4 separate regions of the Homo sapiens genome follow, and regions 1, 2 and 4 are each linked to region 3. A link is a contact called in ENCODE Hi-C or POLR2A ChIA-PET data. All regions are on one chromosome and are shown on one strand. The core of a region is the stretch at or near the end of the contact, and the rest is flanking DNA. Distances in the headings are between cores, read along the strand shown.

Region 1 (6,297 bases), core at 965-3,464, 490 kb before region 3:
GAGGCCGAGGCGGGAAGATCATGAAGTCAGGAGATGGAGGCCATCCTAACACGGTGAAATCCATCTCTACTAAAAATACAAAAAATAAGCCGGGTGTGGTGGCGGGCACCTGTAGTCCCAGCTACTCGGGAGGCTTAGGCAGGAGAATGGAGCAAACCCAGGAGGCAGAGCTTGCAGTGAGCCGAGATGCCGCCACTGCACTCCAGTCTAGGCTATAGAGCGAGACTCTGTCTCAATTAAAAAAAACAAAACAAAACAAAAAAAGCTTAACTTCCTCGTAAAGCAATCTTTTTCAACTACCTGCTCCACCCTGACTCATTCTGATTACCTGCTCTGCCCTGACTCATTCTCCACCCTGACTCATTCCGATTTCCTGCTCTGCCATAACTATTTTTCCCACCAAACCACTTACCCGGTCACTCTCTTTAAATTAGTCAATCAGAATTAGTTTAGCCTGTGCCGTCTAACCTTAGCCAACAGGGGAAGGACACAGCAGCAGGTGCCACAAGCGTCAGGAATAAAAACCCCTTCGCCTCCCTTGTCCAGGTGTGTGCTCACCATTGCTCCATCTGTGAGGGCGCACCCTTCTATAGAAGTAAATTGCCTTGCTGAGAAGGAAAAAAGAAAATTTTATAGTTGAGTGCTATTTCTTTTGCGGCACCAAAACTTTATTTATAATGCTGGCAAGCCTAAAATTTGTAGGTCAAGTTAGAGACCCAGGAAAGAGCTGAAGGCAGTCTGGGGGCAGGATTCCTTCTTCCTCAGAGGACCTTAGTCTTTTCTCTTATGACCTTCCCTTGACGGGATGAGGCCAACCCACCTTGTGGAGGACCAACTGCTTTACTCAAGTCTAATTTAACTGTTAATCACATCTTAAAAAATACCAGCTATCATAGTACTCCAGAACAAAGGCAGTCAGTGTCTCTGCTCACAAAACACGGGAAAGTGCAGGTGACCCATGGAGAATTGTCCCCCAACACTATGTTTTTTCTTTTTTTGGATGGAGTTTCGCTCTTGTCACCCAGGCTGGAGTGCAATACCACCATCTTGGCTCACTGCAACCTCTACCTCCTGGGTTCAAGAGATTCTCCTGCCTTAGCCTCCTGAGTAGCTGGGATTTATTACAGGCGCCTGCCACCTCGCCGGGCTAATTTTTGTATTTTTAGTAGAGACAGGGTTTCACCACGTTGGCCAGGCTGGTCTCCAACTCCTCACCTCAGGTGATCCGCCAGCCTCAGCCTCCCAAAGTGCTGGGATTATAGGCATGAGCCACTGCGCCCGGCCAACACTACTTATTTTATAAAAACTCATTAATTACTGGTGTCTTTAGACTCCCTCTGTCCCTCCCCTCCATCCCCAACATTTACTTTTAAAATTTAAGACAAAACTTAAACATTAAACAATTATGAATTTAATTCCCCCATTTATATTACATTGATTAAGCTTTACACTATGACCCAGGTTCTAGGTGGTTGGGACACAATGGTTCAATCCCTGTCTAGTAAATAAAACGGACACCTTAAGCGCTACAATCAAGGTGCGCACGGGGTGCTACAGAACAATACGCAGACAGGAGGAGGTGGGGGGAAAGGTGAGACTTCCCAGGCAGGTGTCATCCCAGAATAACTTTTACACAGGGTGACTAAGCGAGTTAGTGACTGCGCGGAAAACGGGCTTCCAAGGTTCACAAGGCTCGTGCTGCGGCTCCGGGAGTTATGTCACAGTAAGCTTACTATCATCCTTTGGGCATCTGCTTTACGGATGAGTTCATCAGGATTTAAAGGATCTTGGTTCCATATCCTTCCCCTTCCTCACAGAGGCCGCCAGCCCGGAGCCCCTCTAGGCCCTCCTCCCTCCTGCATCTACTGGCCGCGAGCCTTTCCCTCCCCGCCCCCTTCACACAGGCCGCCCCCAGCCTCCCAACCCCCCGGTTCCGTTCCACGGGAGGCCCCGGCCTCCCTGCCCTCTCCTCCACCGTTCTACCCGCATCGCCCGGCTTCCCGCAAGCCGCTGGCACCGTCCCCTCAACACCCTCCGCCCACCGCCACTCCCTTCCACTGAGGGGGACCGGGCTGCCTTCTCTCTGACCCGCCGTTCTCCGCCCCCACCCACTTCCCCAGGCCTCCCGCACCACCCCCTTCCCGCCGCGCTCTCTCCCGCCCCCGCGCTTCCGGCCCCGCCCGCCCCCGCGCGGAGGACTGTGGGAGCGGCTTCCTTGGATTCCGCGCTTGGCAACGGCTCGGCGTCGCGCTTTGGCCAACCGCTGCGTCGTCCCTGGGCCCGAATAACTGTCGCCCGCTTCCCTCAGCGTGAGGTAGGAGAAGGGCGCTGGGGCCTAGTGCCTCAGGGCCCCTGGCAGCCGTGCCCCTGCGGCGTCCTGTGTGGCGCATCCCGCCGAGGGCCTCTTCGCCCGTCTCCTGCCCGCCCCTGTCGGCCCCGGGGCGGTCTGAGGCGGGGCCCCAGATGGACTCGGCCTGCCCCTGCTTTTCTTCCTCAGGCTCCCGAGTTGTCTACTCAGAAACGCGGGCGTTGTTTCTCACATCGGTGTCCCCAGCTCACAGGCTTTTCTTGCTCCTCTGAACTGGGACGGGCGTCGCTGACCGCTTGGCGATGTCCCAAGTCCCAGTCACGCCTGACGGGGAAACTTAAAACCCAGTTAGATTACTGCGCCAGCTCTGGAATCGCACAGCAGAGATGGTGCACATCGCTCTTTAATTTTCTTGTTAGGTGAAGCACTTCAAATTGCCTGATGAAAGTTGAATCAGGAATGAAGATAAAAGTACACAACAATGCAGAAAGCGGTACTTAGCCTCACAAAGATGGAAACATTCCAAAAACGTGAAGTACTGTTGTCCCAAGATTCTTTCTAAGCCTAAAATTACACTTTTACTAGTCCGATTTTCTGGTTGTGAGTTTTTTTTGTTTGTTTTTTTTTTTTCGAGAAACTGCAGTAGGCTTCTTGGAAGTAGACCAAGGGTGTCCAATCTTTGGCTTCCCTGGGCCACATCGGAAGAAGAATTGTCTTGGGCCACACATGAAATTCACAAACACTAAGGTAGCCGATGAGCTTTAAAAAAAATCGCAAAAAAGAATCTCATAATGCTTCCAGAAAGTTTACGAATTTGTGTTGGGCCACATTCAAAGCCGTCCTGTGCCACGTGCGGGCCGGGGTTGGAAAAGCTTGAAGTAGACTGTCCATAGTCAGTAGAAGAGTATTAAAAAACATACCTTTCACTTAAAAAAAAAAAAGGTTTTGCCAGCATTTGATTTATATTAAACATAGGTGGCATCATCCCCAGATTATTTCAACATGGAAAAGTTTGTTACATGTATAAGCTGCTTTGGAAATTGCCTGGAGAATCCAGAAACCCTGGGTTGTATAACAACAGTTGTTCTGCCACCCATAGCTATTAGCCATGCTTGATTCCCTTCAACTTTCCTGGCCTCACTTTCCACATCTTTTAATATTTGTATGTTCCACAAGATGTCTATTCAACTAAAGTCTCAAGTCAAACCTTTTAAAAATCTGGTTACAACCTAGCAGAAAGGATTTCTCATTCTAAAAGTTGCTTCCTTCTATAACTTATGTGTCAACTAAGCTGACTTAAATAGGGTTCATAATCAGAAATTATGGTTCAGAATAGTGGTTCTCAAAGTGGTCCCCAGACCAGTAGCCTCAGCATCACTTGGGTTTAAGAACCACTGGTTTAGTATTATCTGAGCTAAAGCTTTTAATTAAAAATATTTTATATATCTTTTACCAGTGACTTTTAATACCTTTTTTTTTCTTTTTGAGACGGAGTCGCACGCTCTGTTGCCCAGGCTGGAGTGCAGTGGCGGCAATCTCGGTTTACTGCAAGCTCCGCCTCCCGGGTTCATGCCATTCTCCTGCCTCAGCCTCCCGAGTAGCTGGGACTACAGGCGCCCGCCACCATGCCCAGCTAATTTTTTGTATTTTTAGTAGAGACGGGGTTTCACCGTGTTAGCCAGGATGGTCTCGATCTCCTGACCTCGTGATCCGCCCGCCTCGGCCTCCCAGAGTGTTGGGATTACAAGCGTGAGCCACGACGCCTGGCCCTTTTAATAACCTTTTGAAGCTATTTTGGAATGCCATTTCTATGTGGGTGACATTTGCCCTCATAGTAGTTAATTTTCATCTTCAAAAAGTAATGAGAAATTAACTCAAAATGGATCAATGACCTAAATATAAGAGCTAAAACTGTTAGAAAAAAAGCATAGGTATAAATATTCTTGACCTTAGATTAGGCAGTTCTTTCTTAGATATGATACCAAAAGTACGTGCAACCAAAGGAAAAATAAATTGTATATCATCAAAATTTAAAACTTTTGGCCAGGCGTGGTGGCTCACGCCTGTAATCCCAGCACTTTGGGAGGCCGAGCCGGGCGGATCACGAGGTCAGGAGATCGAGACCATCCTGGCTAACACGGTGAAACCCCGTCTCTACTAAAAATACAAAAAATTAGCCGGGCGTGGTGGCGGGCGCCTGTAGTCCCAGCTGCTGGAGAGGCTGAGGCAGGAGAATGGCGTGAACTCGGGAGGCGGAGCTTTCAGTGAGCCGAGATCGCGCCACTGCACTCCAGCCTGGGTGACAGAGCGAGACTCCGTCCCAAAAAAAAAAAAAATTTTTTTAAACTTTTGTGCTTCAGAGGATAGTACAAAGAATGTAAAATGATGTACAGAATGGGAGAAAGTATTTGTAAATCATTTATATAATGTTTAGTATCAGGAATATATACAGGATCCTTATAATTCATGTGATAACCTGATTTTTGGGAATGAGCTGGCCGGGCGCGGTGGTTCACGCCTGTAATCCCAGCACTCTGGGAGGCCGAGGTGGGCGGATCACAAGGTCAGGAGATCGAGACCATACCGGCTAATACGGTGAAACCCCATCTCTACTAAAAATAAAAATAAAAATAAAAATAAAAAAATTAGCCGGGCTTGGTGGCGGGTGCCTGTAGTCCCAGCTACTCGAGAGGCTGAGGCAGGAGAATGGCGTGAAACTGGGAGGCGGAGCTTGCAGTGAGCCGCGCCACTGCCCTCTAGCCTAGGCGACAGAGCAAGATTCCGTCTCAAAAAAAAAAAAAAATGAGCAAAAGATCTGAACAGACATTTCTCCAAAGAGATATAGAAATGGATAATAAGCAGATGAAAAGATACTCAACATCATTAGTCATCAGGGGAATGCAAGTCAATACTACAATGAGATACCATTTCATACTCACTAGAATTGCAATAATCAAAAACAGGAACAGTAACAGATGTTGGCTAGGACATGGATAAATTGGAAACTTCATGCATTGCAGGTGGGATGTAAAATAGTGCAGCCACTTTGGAAAACAGTCTAGCTGTTCCTCCAAAAGTTAAACATAGAGTTACTATATGATCCAGCAATTCCTTTACTAGATATATTCCCAATAGAATTGGACCTATATATGCATGCTAAAACTTGTACACACACATTCATAGTGATGTTATTCATAAAAGTCAAAAAGTGGAAACAATTCAAATGTCCATTAACTAATGAATGGATAAGCAAAATGTTGCAGATGTATTTAGCCATAAAAAGTAATGAAATATTGATACATACTACTGCGTGGATGAACCTTGGAAGCATTATGCTAAGTGAAAGAGACCAGACACAAAAGGCTACATATTGTGTAATTTCCTTAATATGAAATGTCCAGAATTGGCAAATCCATAGAGACAGAAAATGGTTGCCAGGGACTGGGGAAAGGGAAGGGAGGCATGGAGAGCTGCTAACAGGCCCCATATTTCTTTATGGGATGATGAAAGTGTTCTGGAATTACATACTGGGGATGGTTGCACAACCTTGTGAATATACTAAAAACCACTGCACCTTGAAAAGTTAAATTGTATGGTATATGAATTATAGTTCAAAAACTAATAATTTTGTTAGTATTTAAAATATATAAATAATTTTTAAAGGTTATGAGAAGCCACATATATGTGGTATTATGCTGAGAAAAAGATTAAGCTGAAAATTTATTTTTTATTTATTTATTTTTATTATTTATTTATTTTTTGAGACAGAGTCTGGCTCTGTCGCCTAGGCAGGGGTGTGGTGGCACAATCTCGGCCCACTGCAACCTCCGCCTCCCAGGTTCAGGCCATTCTCCTGCCTCAGCCTCCTGAGTACCTGGGATTACAGGTGCCTGCTATCATGCCCGGCTAATTTTTTTGTATTTTTAGTAGAGACGGGGTTTCACCATATTAGCCAGGATGGTCTCGATCTCCTGACCTCGTGATCTGCC
Region 2 (7,187 bases), core at 256-2,755, 360 kb before region 3:
AAAAAAGTGTTTTATAACCCAAAACAAATATTTGCCAAGAGCTGTAAATTGCTTAAATCGCTTAAACTGGAGATTTCAGTGAGATTTTTAGCAGTAGATTACTAAGCTCCTTAGTTATAGAACATTCAATGCATAGGAAAGTGTTTTTCCTACAAAGCATAACTGAAATGTAGTTTAACTAATGGTTTACAATTCAGTCAAATACCAAAGCTGCAAACCATTTAGGGAGTCATCAATTACATATTTTGTACACTTTCAAAAAGCTTACAGCTGGGATGGGTTGTTTATTTTCAAAGCATGACTGCTTTAAAATGATCATATTCTTTAGCCTGCCACCTAGGAAGCATTAAGCATTTACTTGCAGAATGAACAAACGAGCACGTTGTCTTGTGTTATGAAGTATATAATATAGTTCGTTTTAGTTTCTTCATTCGCAGACTATCAGGCTCATTTCACGTGACTGCTTGCACTTAGAACTGAGTTATCACGGAGTAGGAACTCTCCAACATCGTCGTCATAGACCAAGAGATGCCCATGAACAGCCATGAAAGTGCCAGTCAGGGAAGTATTCAGTGCTTTGTTGTAGAGTTGTTGGATAGAGGCACAGGATCATTTCATGTTGTTGAGGAGAAAGGAGCAACAGCCTCCTCCCACCTTATTAAAAATAGAGATTTAAAAAAACCTCTAATTTCCTCGAAGTACAGAATCTCAAGAGGTAGCTCTAAGGAGAATCCCTCTGGGTTTGAGCGCATTCCTCTTCCAGGGGGCCTATTCTTGGACTGCTTTCCTTAATAGAGAAATCTCTCTGAGCCAAAATCGGCCTCCCCCAATTCCATCCTGTCGGCCCCACTTTTCTGCTTCGGAGACTTCCAAGCCAGTCCCCACTCCTCCTTCAGCCAGTCGGGCCCGCACCCGCGCCCGGCAGGGCCAGCCCTCTCCTCCTCCTGCGTGGCGCAGCACAGGCCCTGAGCGCGCGACCCCAGGCCCTGGGCGCCCCGCCGCATGCTCGCGGCTGGAAGCCCCAGTTTGCGTGGCCCTTCGGGTTATTCCGCTCAAGAGCCGCCGCGTCGCCCCATCTCGGCGCGAATCTGAAAGCGCTTTCGGGGGAGAAGATGTTGGGGGCACTGGTGAGTACACTGCACAAGTGACAAAATGTTTTCAGCTCCTGGAGGCGAAAGGTGCAGAGTCGCTCTGTGTCCGTGAGGCCGGGCGGCGACCTCGCTCAGTCGGCTTCTCGGTCCGAGTCCCCGGGTACGAGGAAAGACCACAGGGGGCTTCTCGCGGAAAAGCGGGCCGCGGACCCTGCGCGGGCTGGCTGGGGCGGGCGGATGACGAGGCGCAGGGGCAAGGGTGGGTCTGCGAGGCGGCGGGTCCGGGCGTCTTAGGCTCCGGGGCTCCCTCGCTGGCGGCGGAGCAGGGATGGCGCGCCCGGGGGTGAGGGTGCGGCGGGTCACAAGCACTCGCAGCCCGCGGCGCAGCAACCCGGCAGGCACACGCACACGTGCACGCGCGCCCCGCACCCGCCCCCCGTGCGGCCCCCGGCTCGGGGCGGCGGCGGCGGCGGGGGCCGGGGGCGCGCGGGCCGGCGCCGGGCTGGGCCCCGGGGACCCCGCGGGCGGCGGGCAGGCGGGGAGGGCGCTCTGGGGCCCGCCCGCGCGGCTCCCATCCTCCGGGCCGGCCTCTGGCTCCGCGGGGCGAGGGGAGGCGCCCGCCGGCTCCGGGCGCCGCGGGCGGGACACGGGCGCGGGGCGCAGGCGGGCTCCTCCGGCGCGTGCGGACGCTGAGCGTGGCCTGTCCCTCAGGTCTGGATGCTGGTAGCCGGCTTCCTGCTGGCGCTGCCGCCGAGCTGGGCCGCGGGCGCCCCGAGGGCGGGCAGGCGCCCCGCGCGGCCGCGGGGCTGCGCGGACCGGCCGGAGGAGCTACTGGAGCAGCTGTACGGGCGCCTGGCGGCCGGCGTGCTCAGTGCCTTCCACCACACGCTGCAGCTGGGGCCGCGTGAGCAGGCGCGCAACGCGAGCTGCCCGGCAGGGGGCAGGCCCGCCGACCGCCGCTTCCGGCCGCCCACCAACCTGCGCAGCGTGTCGCCCTGGGCCTACAGGTGAGCCGCGGGCGCGTCCTGGCGGGGCCCGGCAGGTGGGGAGGGCAGGGCTGGGCGGGGAGAGTGGGTGGGGCCGGGCCGAGGCCGGGCAGGCGGGGAGGGTGGGGCGGGGAAGGGGAGGTGGTTGGGGCGGGGCGACGCGGAGGGGGCGTGGCACGCGGGGCGAGGCGGAGCAGGTAGGGGTGGGGTGGTGCGGGGCGAGACAGGGTAGGGTACGGTAGGGTGGGGTGGGGTGCGAGGGGCGCTGCGATGAGGCGGGGTGGGGCGGGGCAGTTGGAGCACTGGGGGGCAATTCCTAAACTGCGAAGGCCCACCCCCACCACCTCCCTTGAAGGAGTCCTGCTTCCTCTCTTTACCCTCCAGTATTTCCTATGCAACACGTATCTCTTGAACACCTCATCTCCTCCAGGTTGGATGGGTCCGCAAGGCACTAGCTGGGGACCCTTCCGTGATGTGGACACAGTGATGTGGACCGTACTCTGCACAGGGGGCCCGGGGAGGTGCTGCTGGGGGGTGCGCGGTACTATCCACATATTTCCTGAGTGCCCCTGTGGTCCAGAGGCTGCTGGAGTGGAGCCCTGGGAAGCGCCCTCTGAGCCCCTCTAGTTTAATAGCCTAAGGAAGGAGTGGGGATAATTGGGAAAGAAACCACACCATCAGGCAGTGCATGAAGTGACATGAACAGTTTCGAGAGTATTTTGGTCTTGGAACAGAGGTCATTTCAGAAGAAAGGGACAGCCTGCAGAAGGGGAAGGCTGGAGAAGTTGGGGGCGTGTAGGCAGGGTGCCGCAGTGTCCTCAGCAGGCACCTGTGACCGTCTTCCCTCTAGCTGGAGCAGGAGGAGCTGCCCTAGGGGGCAAGGCCTCCCAGGGCCACAGAGGTCAAGAAAGGCTTCGTGAAAGAGCTGAGTCTTGATGGAGGAGAGCAAGTCGCCTACAAAGGCAGTGCTGAGGGAAGGGACAGCTGATAGCAAGCGGGAACAAAGCGCTTGGAAAATGGGGAGAGCCACAAGGCGAGCGGGGGCGGTGGGGGTGGGGGGGCGTAGGCGAGGTGTTTGCCTGTGGGGTGGGCATCGATGTAAGGCTGGAGACAGGTGCAGGAGCTGGATCCCCGCCTTGTCAGCAGTGCAGAGCTTCACCCTCACGCCTGGAATCCCAGCACTTTGGGAGGCCGAGGCAGGAGGATTTAAGTCCAGGAGTTCGAGACCAGCCTGGGAAACATAGCGAGATCCCATTTCTGCAAACAATTTTTAAGGATTAGCGAAGTGTGGTGGCACGTGCCTGTGGTCCCAGCTACTCCAGAGGCTTAAGTGGGAGGATAGATTGAGCCCGGGAGGTTCAGGCTGCAGTGAGCTGTGGTGGCGCCACTGCCTTCCAACCTGCGTGACAAAGCGAGACCCCGTCTCTAAAATAAAAATTAAAGAGAAAAAAAGTCTTGACACTTGAGATGGAGGAAGCCATACAGCCACTCTGGTTTAGGAGGGTGTCCCAATGGGGCATGGATTGGACAATGCTCTCCAGCACTTCCATCCAAAGGATCTAGGGCTTCACTCAGGCAGCGCGGTGGGAAGGGGAGACTAGGATCAGCGTGAAAGATGCTCATTAAAGAAGACAAGTGCTGTGGAGAGTCAGAGGAAATGTGATGATTTTGTCTAAAACGCATCTGGGCTTTCCTGGAGCCTCTCCCTGCCGGCTGCTGGGTAGGGAGATTTCCTTTTACTCAACAACACACAGGACCCCTATGCTGTCCTGGGAAGCCAAGTTTTAGGGCCTCCTGCCTCCTGGCTACTCTGCAGAGGACCAAGCTCACTGTGGCAGAGCCCCCTCAGAGCCCCTGCCCACGGGGAAGTTGGGTGGGACCCCTCCCGCCCTTCTCACTCCTGTCCTTCAGCTGGAGCCTGCAGGGCACACACATGGCGCCATTCATTCTGGTATCTTGGTGCTCTTGCTTTTCCTCTCTCTTCCTCCATTTCCAGGACCTGAAGGGATGGACTACGGCATTCTTCTTTCTCTAACCTCGTGTTATGCTTCTGATATACCAAATAGGATTAAAGCCACATAAGGAATCTCTCAGAACCAGAGATTAACTTCTCTGGACAGAAGCTGCTGGCCCTGCTTTCTATAGCAGATTCGAACTCTCAGGCAAACCCGTGGCTCCCCACAGGCTGGGCCAAGGGCCTAAGAGTAGTATATAGCCTCCCAAAGGCATGTCTCTCATGTTTCTGGCTTGGGTTGTTGATGGTATTTGAGCAAAATGAGAAAATACACTTAGGAACAAGTGTTGTGGGAGGAAATAATGAATTTAGTAACAAGCCTGTTGAGTTTTGCCTGCCTGAAAGGCGTACAGGTGACAATGACTGGTTGGAGCTCAGGAGACAGAGCAGGGCTGGAGGACACATGGAGAGTTAGCAGCACTGGCATTCTGTGTGTGGGAAGTTAAATTGAGTTGCCCTTGCTACAGATGACACCTATGTCGCCCCAGGCAGGATCTGGGAGCCGAGGGAGGTTATGGATGAGAATGACACACAGGGTTCGGGGATCGTGGTCTGGGCCACCCAGATCTGCCCACATGTGGAACCTCAGTGCTGGGTGGTCCCAGGAGCAGGAGTGGCAGCTGCAGCAGGGTGGCTGAAGGTGTCATGTGCATCATTTTTCATATTATTTAGCAACAGTGATGAGATCACTCCCCATGGGCAAACGGAGGTGGGTGGCTTATATTTGCTGAAGGAAGGACAGTCTTCAGGGGATGGCTGCTGGGCTGGGACTCCAGATTGCTGACTGCCAAAGCTGCTCCTGCATTTTCCTGCCAGGAGAGCCCTCTCTGCCCTCCTCCCTCCAATCACCTCTCACCATCTTTTGGGTTATTGGGAAGATTAGAAAAAGTGAGACCCAGCCAGGCCCAGTGGCTCACCTGTAAATCCCCGGCTACTCAGGAGGCGGAGGTGGGAGGATCACTTGAGCCCAGGAGTTTGAGACCAGCCTGGGCAACATAGTATGAGACTTATCACTACAAAAAAAACAGCCAGGTGTGGTCATGTTTGCCTGTGGTCCCAGCTACTTGGGAAGTTTGAGCCAGGGAGGCTGAGGCTGTAGTGAACTATGATTGTGCCTCTGCACTCCGGCCTGGGCAACAGAGTGAGAACTTGTCTCAAAAAAAAAAAAAAAAAAAAAAAAAGGAAAAGAAATAGTGAGCCAATGGAAGTGTGGAGCCTCTACTAAAAGATGTTGTGGAAGGACAGGTTTTTTCTTTTAGACAGAATCTCGCTCTGCCACCCAGCCTGGAGTGCAGTGACACAGACAGATCAATGCAGCCTTGACCTTCTAGGCTCAAGGGATCCTCCTACCTCAGCCTCCCATGTAGCTGAGACCACAGGTGCGCACCACCACATGCAGCTAGTTTTTTTGTTTTGTTTTTTAGAGATGGGGGCCTCACTTTGTTGCCCAGGTTCGTCTTGAAGTCCTGGGCTCCAGTGACCCTCCTGTCTCAGCCTCTCATAGTGCTGGGATTACAGGCGTAAGCCATGGTGCCAGGCCAGGGCTTGTTCCTTGGTGGAGTGTCTGAGGGTGGGGCCTGGGTAGAGGAGTGCCCACCTGCAGGCTGGGCACAGGGTCAGGTGGTATTTCTTTCTTTCTTTCTTTTGAGACAGGGTTTTGCTCTGTCACCCAGGCTGGAATGCAGTGGCATGATCTTGGCAGACTACAACCTCCATCTCCTGGGTTCAAGCAATTCTCCTGTCTCAGCTTCTGGAGTAGCTGGGATTACAGGTGCATGCCACCACGCCCAGCTAATTTTTGTATTTTTAGTAGAGACAGGGTTTCGCCATGTTGGCCAGGCTGGTCTCGAACTCCTGGCCTCAAGTGATCTGCCTGCCTTGGCTTCCTAAAGTGCTGGGATTACAGGCCCAAGCCACCACGCCCTAAAGGCACAGCAGTCAGAGAGAATGCTGAGAAAGACAGATAGGGAGATGGACTGAACGTCAGGAGTACTGATGGGCACAGCAAGGATCACTTTAGGTGGATAAGTTTTACAATAGGCATTTGGAAGGTGGCTTTCCATACGGATGGAATGGAGACCTGGGTCATTCAGTAAATGGTGTTGGGACAGCCTGGGCCTCACTCCTCTGTGAAAATGAATTCCAGATGAATCAAACATTTAAATGTAAAAAAACCACAAAAGCAGAGAAAAACACAAGCAATTATATTTATAATCTTGGAGTGGAGGAGGCCCTATTTAGCTGCTCACAGTCCCCAAAAGTCACAGAAGACAAGATTGAGAAATGAAGTTACATAATTACACACCATTTCTTCTTGGTAAAGTAAAATAAGAAAAATACAAGGGCAAACTGGGAAAAAATGTTTGCAACCCAAGTCACAAAGAGCTCATTCCTAAAGAGCTCCCACAAATCAGTAAGAAAAGGACCAGTGACGGCCGGGTGCGGTGGCTCACGCCTGTAATCCCAGCACTTTGGGAGGCCGAGGCAGGAGGATCATGAGGTCAGGAGATCGAGACCATCCTGGCTAACATGGTGAAACCCCATCTCTACTAAAAATACAAAAAAAAAAAAAAAAATTAGCCAGGAGTGGTGGTGGGCACCAGGAGGCAGAGCTTGCAGTGAGCTGAGATTGTACCACTGCACTCCAGCCTGGATGACAGAGCGAGACTCTGTCTCAAAAAAAAAAAAAAAAAAGAAAGAAAGAAAAGAAAAGGACCAGTGACATCATGGAAAGATGAGCAAAGATCGGGACTGTTCCCGGGGAAGGAAGGTCAAATGACTCAAACGCTTGACACAGAAAGCAACGCTAGCATCAGGCATCAGTGAAGTGCATGTGGAGACTATACTAAGAAGCCCTTTTTTTTTTTTTTTTTCCTGGCACCCAGCAGGCTACGTTGGCAAGGTTGTGAAGGAAAGGCATTCTCATCCAAGTACAGGGGTATGAATCAGCACAGCTTTTATGGAGGGCGATTTGGTGTTAAATATCAAGATTTTAAATTCACACACCCTTTAACTTAGCATTTCCCCTTCAGACACACTTGCCCACGTGCCAAATGATATGTGTACAAGGATATGTGTTCACTGCTGCAATGGCAA
Region 3 (6,765 bases), core at 436-2,935:
GTTGCAGTGAGCCGAGATCGCGCCACTCCCCTCCAGCCTGGGAGACAGAGCGAGATCTTGTCTTAAAATAACAACATTTTTGTCAAAAAAATCTGCAAGTTAAGTTCTTTCATGGTGATCCTCGCAAAATAGCATTTCTCATCCAAAGGCCTCAGAACAGCCGCCAGCCGCCGAGCTAACTCGGGACCCTGTTACCGGCTGCTTGGCGCCCTGGTCGGGTGGGTTTTACCTTCTTCAGGGTCCATTCCTCGCCTCGCCCCCCGTTCCCAACCCTCGGGACACTGGAGACTTGCATTTCACAAACGGGTTTGCTCCAGGCCGCACTCCATCCCCGAGGGAAAGCTCCCCAGAAGTTCTGGAGTTGGGCTGAAGGATGTGATGGCAAGATGTGAATGATGTCAGAATCCCCATCTCCAGAGTCCGGCTGGGGAGCTAAGCGCAGGTGAGCTTACATCAGAAGAGAAAGCCAAACCCCCCACACGTCGCTAAACTAGGGCACGGGAATGGCGTGTTATGCAACGGCCGCCGTTCGCGTGGCCACGAAAGCGCTCCTGCGCCTCGGGCCGCGTCCCGCCAAGACCGTGAGCAAACTCGCAGAGTTGGCGCGGCAGCCGGCCGGGAGACGCCGAGCAGGGCCTGGCCGCCCGCAGCCCGGGAGGAACGGCGCCCCCAGGGTCCGGTGGCCTCTGAGGGGCTGACTGGCCCGTGAGCCGGCGGCGCGGCCGCGGGGAACGGGGTGGGAACCGCGCGGCAGTGGGTGAGGCGGCGCAGCCACCGGGGGCTGAGGGGCGGCGCGGCCTCGACTGCGGCACCGCCGTGGGTCCGTCGGCTCGCGGGACGACGGGGCGGCCGGCGGGGGCCAACAGGGCGGGCTCTGAAGGACTGATTGGCCCGTGGGACGATGGCGCGGCCGGGAGGATGGCCCCGGATCCGTGGGACCGCTGCGCCGCCGGACCGGGGGTCCCGAGGCTGTCAGGGGCGCCCGGCCGGGCGTCTAGTGAAAAGCCGATCCCCCGGAGACAGCGGAAGCAGAGGCGCGCCCGGCGCTACGGCCTTTCGGGTCTAGGACACCGCCCCCGGCCCGCGCCGCCCCTGCCCCGCCGGGATCCCGGCCGCCCCGGTCGCCGCACAACAAAGCGGCGCAGCCCCGCTGCCCCCGCCCGACGCCGGCCTCCAACTTCCCCGGCTCCTCTGGAACCGGCTCCGCGGGCTCCGTACGGCCTGGACTACGAGCCGCCGGGCGGGGGCGGCTCCGGGCGGGCGCGGACCGTGGGGGCAGGGCGCAGGGCTCCGTCCGGACAAACTTCCTCGGCCGCCCCGCCGGGCGCCCTTCCCGGAGCCTCGGCACCACAGTAGGTGCGCGGAGCCGCAGGGCTCGACCGCTTCGCGGAAACTCTCGCCACCCTCCGAGCTGCCGCCCCGACCCCAGCTCCCAGCCCCCTCACCTCCAGGGGCGCGGTCTACACCCTCGGGGGCGTCCTGGCCGGCGGCTCCCGGGCCTCTCGCGCCGGGAGACCGGGCACTGGTGGCTGGAGCTGCTGCTGGCCCCGCAGGGACGGGGGAGCCCCGGGCGGCGGCGGTGGCGTGGACGGCGACTGCTCCATCTTCCCGGGGCGCTCACGCCGCGGTTCCAAAGCGCAGACCCAAGTGGGACATTCGCTACATTGTTGGCATTCCACGGGCGTCACGTGACCCCGCCTCCCGCGTCACTCTCGGCCGCATACCAGTCCGGGCGGGGCGCCTGCGGCCCCTGCTCCTCCGCGGCCGCTCCGCCCAGCCCCGCCCGGCCGTGCTTCCTGCCTCCGGCCTCGACCGCCACCTGCCCACGGCCTCCCTGCTGGCCTGCGGTAGCTCGCCAGGGCCTCTCGGACCTATTTGACTGGCTGCTATCTGCCCCCAAACTTGAGTATTTGCCCTCTCGACTGCATTTGTATTAAAAGTTGGTAACTGTCGTTAAAGCCACTATTCTTAAGTATCTCATACCAGTCTTGGTGAAAGAAAAAAAAAAGTTAGCAGGCCTGAAGGAGCCACCAAGTTACCAACTAGTGGCTGGACACTAAAAATAGGGGCAGAAAAGGACAGACGGCTATTGGGACAGTGGAATCAAACAATTAAGAAGGACGTTTGCCAGAAGCGGTGGCTCACGCCTGTAATCCCAGCACTTTGAGAGGTCTAGGCGGGTGGATCACCTGAGGTCGGGAGTTCGAGACCAGCCTGACCAACTTGGAGAAACCCCCGTCTCTATTAAAAATACAAAATTAGCCAGGCGTGGTGGCTCATGCCTGTAATCCCAGCTCTTCGGGAGGCTGAGGCAAGAGAATCACTGGAACCCGGGAGGCGGAGGTTGCGGTGACCTGAGATCGCATCATTGCACTCCAGCCTAGGCAAGAAGAGCAAAACTCCGTCTCAAAAAAAAAAAAAAAAGAACGTCTGATGCACACCCAAATTTAACCTGATTTAATTTAATCAACCTCCCCTCCCCATGTATATTTTCTTTCTGAGAAGTATTTTATGGTGTAGGGAATAGTATAGTACCGTATATACCAGCAAGTGAGGTCGTGGGTTTTGAACAGCTTCACTATCCATTTGAGGACTGTGGATCTGGTACAGGGACAGAAGCAGGGATGGTGCAAAGATTCACAGTAGAAATAATAGACTGGAAGCCAAATCCTCAGTCTACTTCTGGCTCTCCTAACATCATACTTCCTACCACCTATATCTGTGGCAAGTGATGCTGAGGGTCAATATAGTGTTTAAAGTCAACTCGATTTCCTCTTTAATTGACAAACTCTTGTGAAATTTTTAAATTTTACTCTCATGGGAAACAGTAGTAAAGGTCATTATCTGTGCACTATTTTGACAGTCTCACCCAGCCTTCAGTCCCTGGTTCATCCTCCTCCCCTCCCTCTCTTTCAATCTCTTAAGGCCTCAGCTCTTCCAGGGAATCTTCTCAGATCTCTGTTTTCTCTCTTCTTTGGGCTCTGATAATCAAACCGTAATCCCTTCCTGCCAGCAGAAGTGTGCAAAAAAAAAAAAAAGAAACCATCATCGTGCAGCTTAGAATTCAATTTAATTTTTCGATAGTATCCTGTATGCTACCCAGATATCTTGCACAGTACTGGGAGCAAAATAAGTCTCCAGCCAATATTCTGCAATTGAGCCCTACTGGCATTACCTATGTACTTTTCCACATTTTTTCCTTTTTTTCTTAGAGACAGAGTCTCACTCCATTGCCCACGCTGGAGTGCAGTGGCACAATCATAACTTACTGCAGCCCACATCAGCCTTGAACTCCTGAGCTCAAGCCATCCTCCTGCCTCAGCCTCTAGGGTAGCTGGGAACACAGGCGCACACCACCATGCTTGGCCTTCTTTTCACTCTTAAGCTGACTATACTTTCTCCACCCCAACCCCAAGCCACATGGCTGCTAATCTTTTTTTGTTGTGTGTTTAAAGATCCTGCTCCTGCTCTGCCTTCAAAGATGTAAAAATAATTTTTAAAACACTTGTGGAATGAAAAATATTATAAAATAGATTTAATGGACCTTAAAATTTGTGCATAAAATACCTAATAAAAATGTTGCAGTTACAATGATCATTTCAGCATTGTTTGCAGTAGTGAAAAATTGAGAAAAACCCCAAATGTCCAGTCAAGGGGTAGGAAAATGAAAGGTAGATATCCAAATGATGGAATATACACAGTAGCTAAGTTAATGAACTAGCTCTGTAGTTGTAAAGGATAAATGATGGTAGAAAGAATTCAAAAGCACTGTGGAGTGAAAAAAAGCAAGTTGCAGAACTATATATATACACTGTGATACCATATTTATAAATAATCAAAATCCCACAGAACCTAAAATGATCACATACTTTATATAAGTATAGACATAGAATGCAATATCACACACACCAAATTCATGACAGCTGTTGTTTATATTAGAGGGAAGGAGGGAAATTGAGCAGAGAAAAAAAATGAAGACTTCAACTTTACAATGCTTTCTTTTATTTAAAAAACGGAAATAAAACTCAAAATCTTAAAAGTTGTTGGTTCTGGGAGGTTGGGTTCAATAATGTGTGCTATACTATTCTTTGTGCCTTTTTTAAAAAACATTAAAAATTTTAAATTTTATATATATATATGAATACAGACAAATTGGAAACAAGTTTCCAAGATAGGGGCTTGGTTGGGAAAGCTGACACGCTCACATGGAAGAATGTTGTGATTAACGATTTGTGTTTATTAACATGCAGTCATTCATTCCTTCTCATTTTTGTTTGTTGTTGTATGTTTGGGTTTTTGTTTTGTTTTCTGTTTTGTTATCGGTACCTGCTATGAACCATGTGCTAAAATTAAAAAACCCATGTTTGGGTTTTTGTTTTGTTTTGTTTCTGTTTTGTTTTGTTATTGGTACCTGCTATGAGCCATGTGCTAAAATAAATCATACTTGGGATAACATGGTAAGCAAAACCATAAGATTTATCCCCTGATGGGGTTTATAGTGTGGTAGAGGTAGAGGTGTTCAAGAAAAACACATGCTGGGCATGGTGGCTCATGCCTGTAATCCCAGCACTTTGGGAAGCTGAGATGGGTGGATCACTTGAGGCCAGGAGTTCGAGACCAGCCTAGCCAACAGAGTAAGATCCCATCTCTACTAAAAACAAAAAAAAGAAAGGAAAAACAGCAACAATATAAGTTTATTTTATATGTATATACAATAAACTATGTACACATGTATATTTTTTAAACTATTTTTAAAGCCCAGAAAATTACACAGCCAAATGTTAAAAGTGGTAGTCTCTGGATGTAGTGTAGTGATTCTGAATGGTTTTGTCTTATACTTCCTGATACTTCTATAGTAGGATAGTTAACATAATTTTTTTTCTTTTTTTCTTTTTCTTTTTTTTTTTTTGAGATGGAGTCTTGCTCTGTCGCCCAGGCTGGAATGCAATGGTGAGATATCAGCTCACTGCAACCTTGCAACCTCCATCTCCCGGGTTCAAGCAATTCTCCTGCCTCATCCTCTGGAGTAGCTGAGATTATAGGCATGCTCCACCATGCACGGCTAATTTTTGTATTTTTAGTAGAGATGGGGTTTCACCATGTTGGCCAGGCTGGTCTCGAAATCCTGACCTCAGGTGATCTGCCTGCCTTGGCCTCCCAAAGTGCTGGGATTACAGGCTTCAGCCACCATGCCTGGTCCAGAAAATGTTTTAAAGTTAATCAGTTAAATAAGCACATCTACATAATGTATCTAGCTGAGAAGAGGAGAAAAAGAGACAACACAAGACCAGCTGAGCATAGAGCGGACAGTAGTAACAAAATTGGAGTGTATAAATTAACTGACATAGTATATACATATGTGTATGTGTGTGTCCTTATTCTATACCAAGTATTGCTCTAAATTTGTATATTATATCATTTAATTCTCAAAACGACCATGTTATTCAACCCATTTTATAAAAAAGGATCCTGAAATGCAGACGGCTCAAGTAACTTGTCCAAGATCAAAGAGCAGAGATTCAGACCTTCATAGATCTAACTCCAGAGATTGGAAACACTGAATTATAATGCCCTCTCTAGATAATCTCAAGAAGTCATGAGGCTGGGCATGGTGGCTCACGCCTGTAATCCCAGCACTTTGGGAAGCTGAGGCTGGTGGATCATGAGGTCAGGAGTTCGGGACTAGCCTGGCCAAAATGGTGAAACCCTGTCTCTACTAAAAATACAAAAATTAGCTGGGCGTGGTGGCAGGCACCTGTAATCCCAGCTACTCGGGAGGCTGAGGTAGGAGAATTGCTTGAACCCAGAAGGTGGAGGTTGCAGTGAGTGGAGACCAAGCCACTGCACTCTAGCCTGGACAACAGAGCAAGACTTCATCTCAAAAAAAAAGTAAAAAAAAAGGCACATGATTACAACATACTCATAAGTAAGGAAACTGAAAACAAATTACTCCCTTATACTTCCTCTGAAAGGGGAATGGACTTTGTGGAGTGAGGAAGAGGGGAACTCAGAGACTTGTGTCTCCAGCCTCAACCAAAGCAGAGAACGATTCCAGGCCTAGCAGACACAGAGAATCCACTTGCTTGTGAGGCCTCTGCAGTTGTGAAGCCAGGATAGTGTAGGGGTTCTCTCCCTAAGGCTCCTATAGAATATCAACTATGGCTGGGTACGGTGGCTCACACCTGTAATCCCAGCACTTTGGGAGGCCGAGGCGGGCGGATCCCTTGAAGCCAGGAGTTCTAGACCAGCCTGGCCAACGTAGCGGAACCCTTTCTCTACTAAAAATACAAAAATTAACCAGGCATGGGGGTACATGCCTGTAATCCCAGCTACTCAGGAGACTGAGGCACGAGAATCGCTTGAGCCCAGGAAGTGGAGGTTGCAGTGAGCCGAAATGGCGCCACTGCACTCCAGCCTGGGCGACAGAGCCAGACTCTATCTCAAAATAAAATAAAATAAAATCTGCCTAACTACAGAAGAATGTTCTCTATGGGCAGTAGCATAAAAATAGAATAGGATCAGATCATGCAAGACCCAGACAACCGAGAAGAAAACGGAACATCGACTTGTTTCATTTGTTTTAGAGTCGTTTTATATCCATATACAGTAGTTTATGTCCTTAACTAAATTATGCATTCCTTAAGAACAGAGAAGATATTCTCCCCCAAAAACCATATGTAAAGAACATTTTAATGGTAAAATTCAAGGCCAGGTGTGGTGGTTCACACCTGTAATCCCAGCACTATGAGAGGCTGAGGTGGGAGG
Region 4 (6,873 bases), core at 1,307-3,806, 290 kb before region 3:
AGTATAAAGAGTACCAAATCCATTCCTTTGATAATCATTTTCTACCCTGTAGAAAGCACTGTTCTTGGTGATGAGTCTCAAAGTCCTTATTCTCTTGGAGCTTACATTCTAGAGAGGAAAAGACAGACTAAAACAATACATATGAAATAAATGTTAGATGACAATAAGATTAATGGAGGAACACATGGAGAGCATAGGGGGCTGCAATTTTAGGAATCGTAGAAGTTTCCTACATTGTTAAAGTGAGTTCAAAAGTGCATCACTTCTTCTAATGAGGAAAACTGAAATCTGTTAGCAAGATAAACATCAAAGATTAAATGAAATGGCCGGGAGTGGTGGCTCACGCCTGTAATCCAAGCACTTTGGGAGATCGAGGCGGGCAGATCACCTTAGGTAAAGAATTCGGGATCAGCCTGGCCAACATGGTGAAACCCTGTCTCTACTAAAAATACAAAAATTACCCAGGTGTGGTGGCAGGCACCTATAGCGCCAGCTACTCAGGAGGCTGAGACAGGAGAATCGCTTGAACCCAGGAGATGGAGGTTGCAGTCAGCTGAGATCTCGCCATTGCACTCCAGCCTGAATGACAGGAGTGAGACTACATTTCAAAAAAAAAAAATTAAATTAAATGAACCTATTTTTAACTATTTTTTAAATCACTATTTTATCATATCTTTATTGTTTTTAAAATTTCTAAGGGGGTTTATGAGATTTTTCAAATCCAAAAGAGCTGGGAAGTACTGTGTTATATTATTATTATTTTTAAATTTTTTCTGGCTACTCTGGGCACACTGTCTATGGCTGGCCCTGCCCCACAAGTGGCAGTAAAAAAAATTTTTTTCTTTAGATTTTAAAACTTGTACCTATGGATTATATTGAAATTATATTATTATTAAGCTGACCTTGGACCTTATGTGGCTCAGACTCTAAATCAGCAGTTCTCACAGAATGAGGAGCCCTTTTGTCGCTAAGGGGAACATCTGGCAATGCCTAGAGACATTTTTGGTTGCCGTAAATGGGAAGGAGGGTGCTACTGGCATCAGGTGGGTAGAGGCTGCTGAACTTAAAATTCACAGGACAGCCCTCCACATTAAAGAAGTATCCCGCCCTACAAGCTGCAGTTGAGAAATTCTAGGTTAGGCAGACACATGGCGAACACCAACGGTAAGGTGGAGGCCCTCTATAGAGAAGCACCATTCACGCCATGGGATCAGAGTGGAGGGCCTGAGTGGGGAGAGGAGTGAAAGAGCAGGTGGAGCTTCAACTCGGCCTCAGGAAAAGGTAAGGATGAAGAGTGAAGACTTCAGAAAGATGGAACAGCATGAGCAAAGGGGCGGACACGTTAGCTTGCAGCATAAGCAGGGATTAGCTGGCTTCTCAGGGGCTGTGGTTAGTCTCTTTTTGGATAAAATTACTCAATTTCCATGTTATCAAATTTACTTAGGGCAAAACCACCATACTGTAATTTCAACATTCATTCTTGTGTGAAATTAGGTTAAGATAGTGTGATTCAGAGCAAAGAGCATTAACCTAGGAGCCATCCCAGACTCCAGTAAACCGCAGGAGAGCAAGGCTCCCTCTATGAATGGGTAAGGCCTAGATATTCTCCAAATACTTTTTATAAATTGCTGGATGATTCTCCCCTTAATCCAATTTACGTCCAGAAAAGGGCCAAAGGTTTTCATTCTGTTTTCATCTTTGAGTCCCCCTGCCTCAAACAGTTCCTTCCTTCTTGCTTTCCAGAATTCTATTTATCCTGTTTTTAAATTAACTTTAAAAAGGAGGTAATGCTTACAATGAAATGCAGGTCGTACGTGTGCAGTGCGACGTTGTGATGTACGCCCCATGTAACCACAACCCCTATAAGGAAGGCCTTCCTGTCTGACATGTGGCTCCCTCCCGGTAGGGACCCGCTATCGTCCCAGCACTTCTTCTGCACCTCCGAAGCTACTGCCCGTTTCGCAGTAAAGCCGCCCGCGTCCTAGTCTACTCCACCTCGCAGCACCCGCATCCTGCAAGGGACCTGCCTCAGAAGCCCCAGCGACAGGCGCCGCGGGTGCCCGCCCTCCAGGAGCGGACAGTCAGGCCTGGGCATTTCGCAAACTCCATCAGCGAACTTCTGAGGGCAAAGATGAAAAGGACAGCAGGCCGAGTCCTGTTTCTACTCGGAGGGAAGGGAGGCCTCCACGCGCTGCCGTAGCCTGGGGGTTAATTTCCCCGTCAGCACCAAGGCTGCCTAAGGCCCGGGCGCCAACGTGCGCGGCACAGGACGCGGCGCCTTCCGGCGACCGGGACGCGAGGCCCAACAGCGCCTAACACAGCAACCAGGATCCACTCTCAGGCCGGCGCCAGCTCCTTCCCTCAGGAATCCGCCAGCCACTGCTAATTAAACTCTTCCACCACTACCACCCTGGAAAAAAGGTGAGAAACAAACACACAAAAGGCACCTAACCCAGTCCAAAACGCCTCGGCGGCGCGCAGCCAACCCTACAGCTGCGCCCGAACCCGCCACTCACCAGCCGCGCGTGCGCAGTCGCCCAGACTCGCCGTGTGCAGTGGGAGTGGCTAGCCAGTCTCGCTAGCGCAGGCGCAGGCCCTCCCGCCCAGGCCCTTGCGCAAGGCAGGCCATCTCCCCGCAGCGTCTCAATCCCGCGTTTACAACACTGAGGGCCGTCTCCAGCCTGGAGTCGTTCCTTCGCTTGTCTCATCAGCCGCCCCCAAGAATGGTAGCAAAAAAACAACAACAACAAAAAAAATGAAGGCCCTGGCAGGGCGCGGTGGCTCACGCCTGTAATCCCAACACTTTGGGAGGCCGAGGCGGGCGGATCACCTGAGGTCAGGAGTTCGAGACCAGCCTTACCAACATGGTGAAACCTCGTCTCTACTAAAAAATACAAAAATTAGCTGGCCGTGGTCGCGTGCGCCTGTAATCCCAGCTACCCAGGAGGCTGAGGCAGGAGACTCGCTGGAACCCGGGAGGCAGAGGCTACAATGAGCCGAGATCGCACCACAGCTACTCCAGCCTGGGCGACAGAGCAAGGCAACATCTAAAAAAAAAAAAATTAAGATCCTAATTAAAGTTAAACCCACTATTTTGCACTGAGTCACGTAGATTTTCAAAGTCAAGGCTTCATTGGTCGATTGTCTGCTCAGTCTTTTTAAATCAAATCGTTGACTTTAAATGTTGACATCAAATTGAGGCTTTGGTAAAATTGACAGGATTGGCGGTAGCGGGGGGGAACCTTTAAAACTTGTTAGTCTTTCAGAGTCTTCAGTTTTGAATGAGTTGGTCAATATATGTATTTAGACATCAAGCGCCGTAAGTATGTATGATTTTTGTCAACAACACCTTAATTATCTTGCACATACAGGCACTGATTATTGAAAGGTTCCCTTACGTTTTAGCAGCTACCAAATTATAAGTGATACAAAGTATTTGTTTCCAATTCCCCAAGAAATCAATCTGTATTATGCTTCTACCCTCTCTTTCCTCCATTTTCTTTACCAATTTCATGATCTTGCTAAATTTTATATATTCTGCTGAGCAATGTGAAAATCCTTTCTGGTATAAGGTAAGGATATAAACTGTTCAGCTGGCAAATGATGCTATTCAGTAAGTAGTTAATGAAACAGGTTTATAACATTGGGTGTACTATAATTTCTATTTTAAGAACTGTTTCCAGTTTATAATAACCCATGCTACATTTTGACTTTGTTTTGAATTGATGACAAGTCTATTAACCAAATATTTCAAGATCAGGTGTATTCTGGAAAAGGAACAGGAAGAAAATATATTTAAAAAACTAAAAGAAATTTAACACAAACTGAGAAACAATAACCAACTTTTATGAGTGCATTTTTTATGGAGGTGGTGTTCAGTAAATAAGACTGCCCTAGCTTATAACTACTTTAACAGAAGTTTACATTCAGTCAAATTGAGTCTGAAACAGTAGATCATTTTCTTTCAAAGCTGACATTGCTTTAATAGCATGTAAGACATGTTATCTTCATGTATTTTACTATATACTATTTTTACTATGAAAGTGACCACAGATGTCAGAGTTTTTTGTACCTTCACTAGACCTGATTGCTCAGACAGCATGAGAGTAATACAGTAAGATTCATATTTTCCTGGTGAAACCTATGCACTGTAATTTAATGGTTTTTGCAAATCATAAACATGTAAAATATCAAAGGAGTACTTATTCTCATTAAAGGGGAAATTACTTGTCCAGTTAAATTGGATATGAAGGATGTCTTCAATTCAGGAATTATTCCTTTTGTGTATTCACCAGTGATTTTTGTTCGTCTTGCTTCTCTTCAGAAATGGTGTAAAAAAGAAAGTAAACCAGACTTGGGACCAGGTGCAGGGCTCACGCCAGTACTTTGGGAGGCCAAGGTGGGCAGATCACCTGAGGTCAGGAGTTTGAGACCAGCCTGGTCAACATGGCGGAACTCCATCTCTACTAAAAATACAAAAATTAGCCCGGTGTGGTGGCACACGCCTGTATTCCCAGCTACCTGGGAGGCTGAGGCAGGAGAATCGCTTACACCCGGGAGGTGGAGGTTGCAGTGAGTCAAGATCACGCCATTGCACTCCAGCCTGGGTGACAGAGGGAGCCTCTGTCTCAAAAAAACAAAACAAAACAAACCACACTAGACTCAGTTTTTCTTAAAACAACAACAAATTACCTGTAAGTACAAAAACAGATTCAGGTGTTTGTTTTTCTTCCATTGAGTGCTTTATCACAGAGTTATTCGAATTATCCTAAGCATGTTGCAAAGGACATTCCTTAGATTTCTAGTCCTGTAAGGTACTTTGAGAAAAGACTGTATAAAGTAAAATGAGGAAAATCTGATTAAACTCTTCTTCTGAGTTTCACCATAGGCATTAATGTATTAAAGCCTTCAACTTAATGCACTAAAGAAACCTGTTTTATTTATCAAAACTATTTAACAACAATTATTTTAAAAAATTACTAATTAAACTCACTTTGGGAATCACCGTTAGGATTTTTTTTTTTTTTTTTTTTTGAGACGGAGTCTCGCTCTGTCGCCCAGGCTGGAGTGCAGTGGCGCGATCTCGGCTCACTGCAAGCTCCGCCTCCCGGGTTCACGCCATTTTCCTGCCTCAGCCTCCCGAGTAGCTGGGACCACAGCTGCCCGCCACCACGCCCAGCTTTTTGTTTTTTTTTTTTGTATTTTTAGTAGAGACAGGGTTTCACCGTGTTAGCTAGGGTGGTCTCGATCTCCTGACCTCGTGATCCGCCCGCCTCAGCCTCCCAAAGTGCTGGGATTACAGGCGTCAGCCACCGCGCGCCCGGCCAGGATTTTTTCATTGTTGTAGAAATAATAGGTGCCTATTCAGCAGAAAATAAAATCCTTGTTGCTGTGGTTTGAATAGCTCCCTTGCAAAATTCAATTGTTGCCAATGTGCCAGTATGAAGAGGTGGGGCCTTTAAGAGGTGATTAGGCCAAGAGAGTTCCTCCCTAATGAATAAAATTAGGTCCCATTACAAAGGGGCTTGAAGGAGGGAGTTGATTCTCTCTCGCCACCATCTGGTGATGGCTTGCTTGCCTCTTCCACATGATGGAAGTCAAAGGGCAGCCTCCAGAAATGAAAGAAGTAAGTTTCTGTTCTTCAGTCTCAGGTATTCTAATAGCACAGAGTAAGATAGTTGAATTAAATAGAACAGACTAAGATAGTTAACATAAATAGATCCATTTTCTCATTTTTTAAAAAAAAGTACAGTAAATAATATGGTGAAGTCTACCCCAATATCCCTAGGGTGGTTGTGGTTAGGGCTATAACGTAGTATCAATATGAAGATATTACAGCATGTATTTAAAAGCAATTGACTATTAGGTATCAGACTTAGTGTTATGATACATTTGTCTAATGAAATGAAATCTGTTTTCAGAAATAATCTTTAAATACAATGGAATTTATTGAGCATCTACTATTATATTTCATCCATCACTTTTAAATTTTTTCTTTGGGAGGAACACTTATAAACTCATGATATGGATAACAGACCTGTGGAAATTAATGTAAGCCCTAAGCAGCTTAGTTAGACATTGAATCTAGGTCTGCCTCTACCCTGCAGTCTACCAGTTCAAGTAGCTTTACCAGGTCAGTCCTTAGAAATAACCATAACATCCAGGGCAGTGCAGTTATAAACAGGTGTACAAATAAGAAGTTCTACTACTCAATACATCTTGGGCTTTCTTAAAGGTGTATTTGAAGCCTAAGATTAGGCAGAAATGAACATTATCAAAACAAGAACAAAACTGCTCACTACTGTGGGAATAAAAATGTTTAGCAGATCCTATTTGCTTTTGTTCATTCATCATCTCTGGGAAACATCAATGACTTACCTCAGTTCACTCTCATGCTATATATTAAAAATAATTTACAGGGACACTCAGTAGGAGGTTGAATTATACGCCAGACTGAGACAGGATGCTGCTGGGGGTGCTGTATGGAATTTCCCAGCAAAAGATTCTTTCATTAGTTTCACCAAATATACCATTTCCACTTAGTTTTAAAAGAAAGTCAAACTGAACTGCCATTTGAGATTACATAGAATGCACAAGACTCAATCTGAGACCCTATGTTTAAAAAAACAAAACTGTTTTATAATCTAATCAGCCTGTCAAAGGCATCACTCATAAGCAACCGAATTGTATTTTTGGAGAGCACCATTAAAGATGTCTTTTAAAAAACAGTTATAGATGTGTATTTATTTGGGACCTTTGAAATCATCTGTGGGTCTCAAATGACAGATGATTAGCCTGTGTGTATGGCCCCACACTTGGTAATGAAAGAAACAAAAATTCAAAATACACTCTAATTGGTTTTCTTAAACAACT

What was found. Hi-C counts contacts between places; a loop is a spot of excess contacts on that map. ChIA-PET counts read pairs that join two places held with the same protein, here RNA polymerase II (POLR2A). Pooled maps may share reads with other maps.
Region 1: a loop to region 3 is called in a map with no recorded cell type, with 5 times the contacts of the local background. The contact joins the promoter of IFT88 here to the promoter of LATS2 in region 3. A Hi-C loop is called at or near these places in 2 of 37 single-sample maps with no recorded cell type and 9 of 50 pooled maps.
Region 2: a map of gastrocnemius medialis shows a loop between it and region 3 (5-fold over the local background). The contact joins the promoter of IL17D here to the promoter of LATS2 in region 3. A Hi-C loop is called at or near these places in 2 of 168 maps with a recorded cell type or tissue (ascending aorta and gastrocnemius medialis), 2 of 37 single-sample maps with no recorded cell type and 15 of 50 pooled maps.
Region 4: a loop to region 3 is called in a map of endothelial cell of umbilical vein, with 3 times the contacts of the local background. The contact joins the promoter of EEF1AKMT1 here to the promoter of LATS2 in region 3. A Hi-C loop is called at or near these places in 2 of 168 maps with a recorded cell type or tissue (ascending aorta and endothelial cell of umbilical vein), 1 of 37 single-sample maps with no recorded cell type and 13 of 50 pooled maps. POLR2A ChIA-PET finds 5 or more read pairs at or near these places in 3 of 52 experiments (Caco-2, OCI-LY7 and WTC11).

The regions. Positions count from the first base shown.
Region 1 is chr13:20,564,943-20,571,239 of GRCh38, forward strand. It overlaps IFT88 (intraflagellar transport 88), which reads left to right and starts at 2,215. Exons shown (of 26, transcript NM_006531.5): 1 at 2,215-2,314. LOC105370103 (a long non-coding RNA gene) reads right to left here and starts at 2,087. Exons shown (of 6, transcript XR_941725.3): 1 at 1,734-2,087; 2 at 559-608. RefSeq lists silencers at 1,915-2,324, 2,420-2,608.
Region 2 is chr13:20,702,194-20,709,380 of GRCh38, forward strand. IL17D (interleukin 17D) reads left to right here and starts at 1,506. Exons shown (of 2, transcript NM_001385224.1): 1 at 1,506-2,098. The coding sequence starts at 1,809. RefSeq lists silencers at 888-967, 1,388-1,527, 1,818-2,327.
Region 3 is chr13:21,059,901-21,066,665 of GRCh38, forward strand. It overlaps LATS2 (large tumor suppressor kinase 2), which reads right to left and starts at 1,686. Exons shown (of 8, transcript NM_014572.3): 1 at 1,446-1,686. RefSeq lists an enhancer at 153-1,045 and silencers at 551-960, 1,101-1,900.
Region 4 is chr13:20,771,405-20,778,277 of GRCh38, forward strand. It overlaps EEF1AKMT1 (EEF1A lysine methyltransferase 1), which reads right to left and starts at 2,557. Exons shown (of 5, transcript NM_001318939.2): 1 at 2,517-2,557. XPO4 (exportin 4) reads right to left here. Exons shown (of 23, transcript NM_022459.5): 23 at 5,925-6,873. RefSeq lists an enhancer at 1,912-2,131.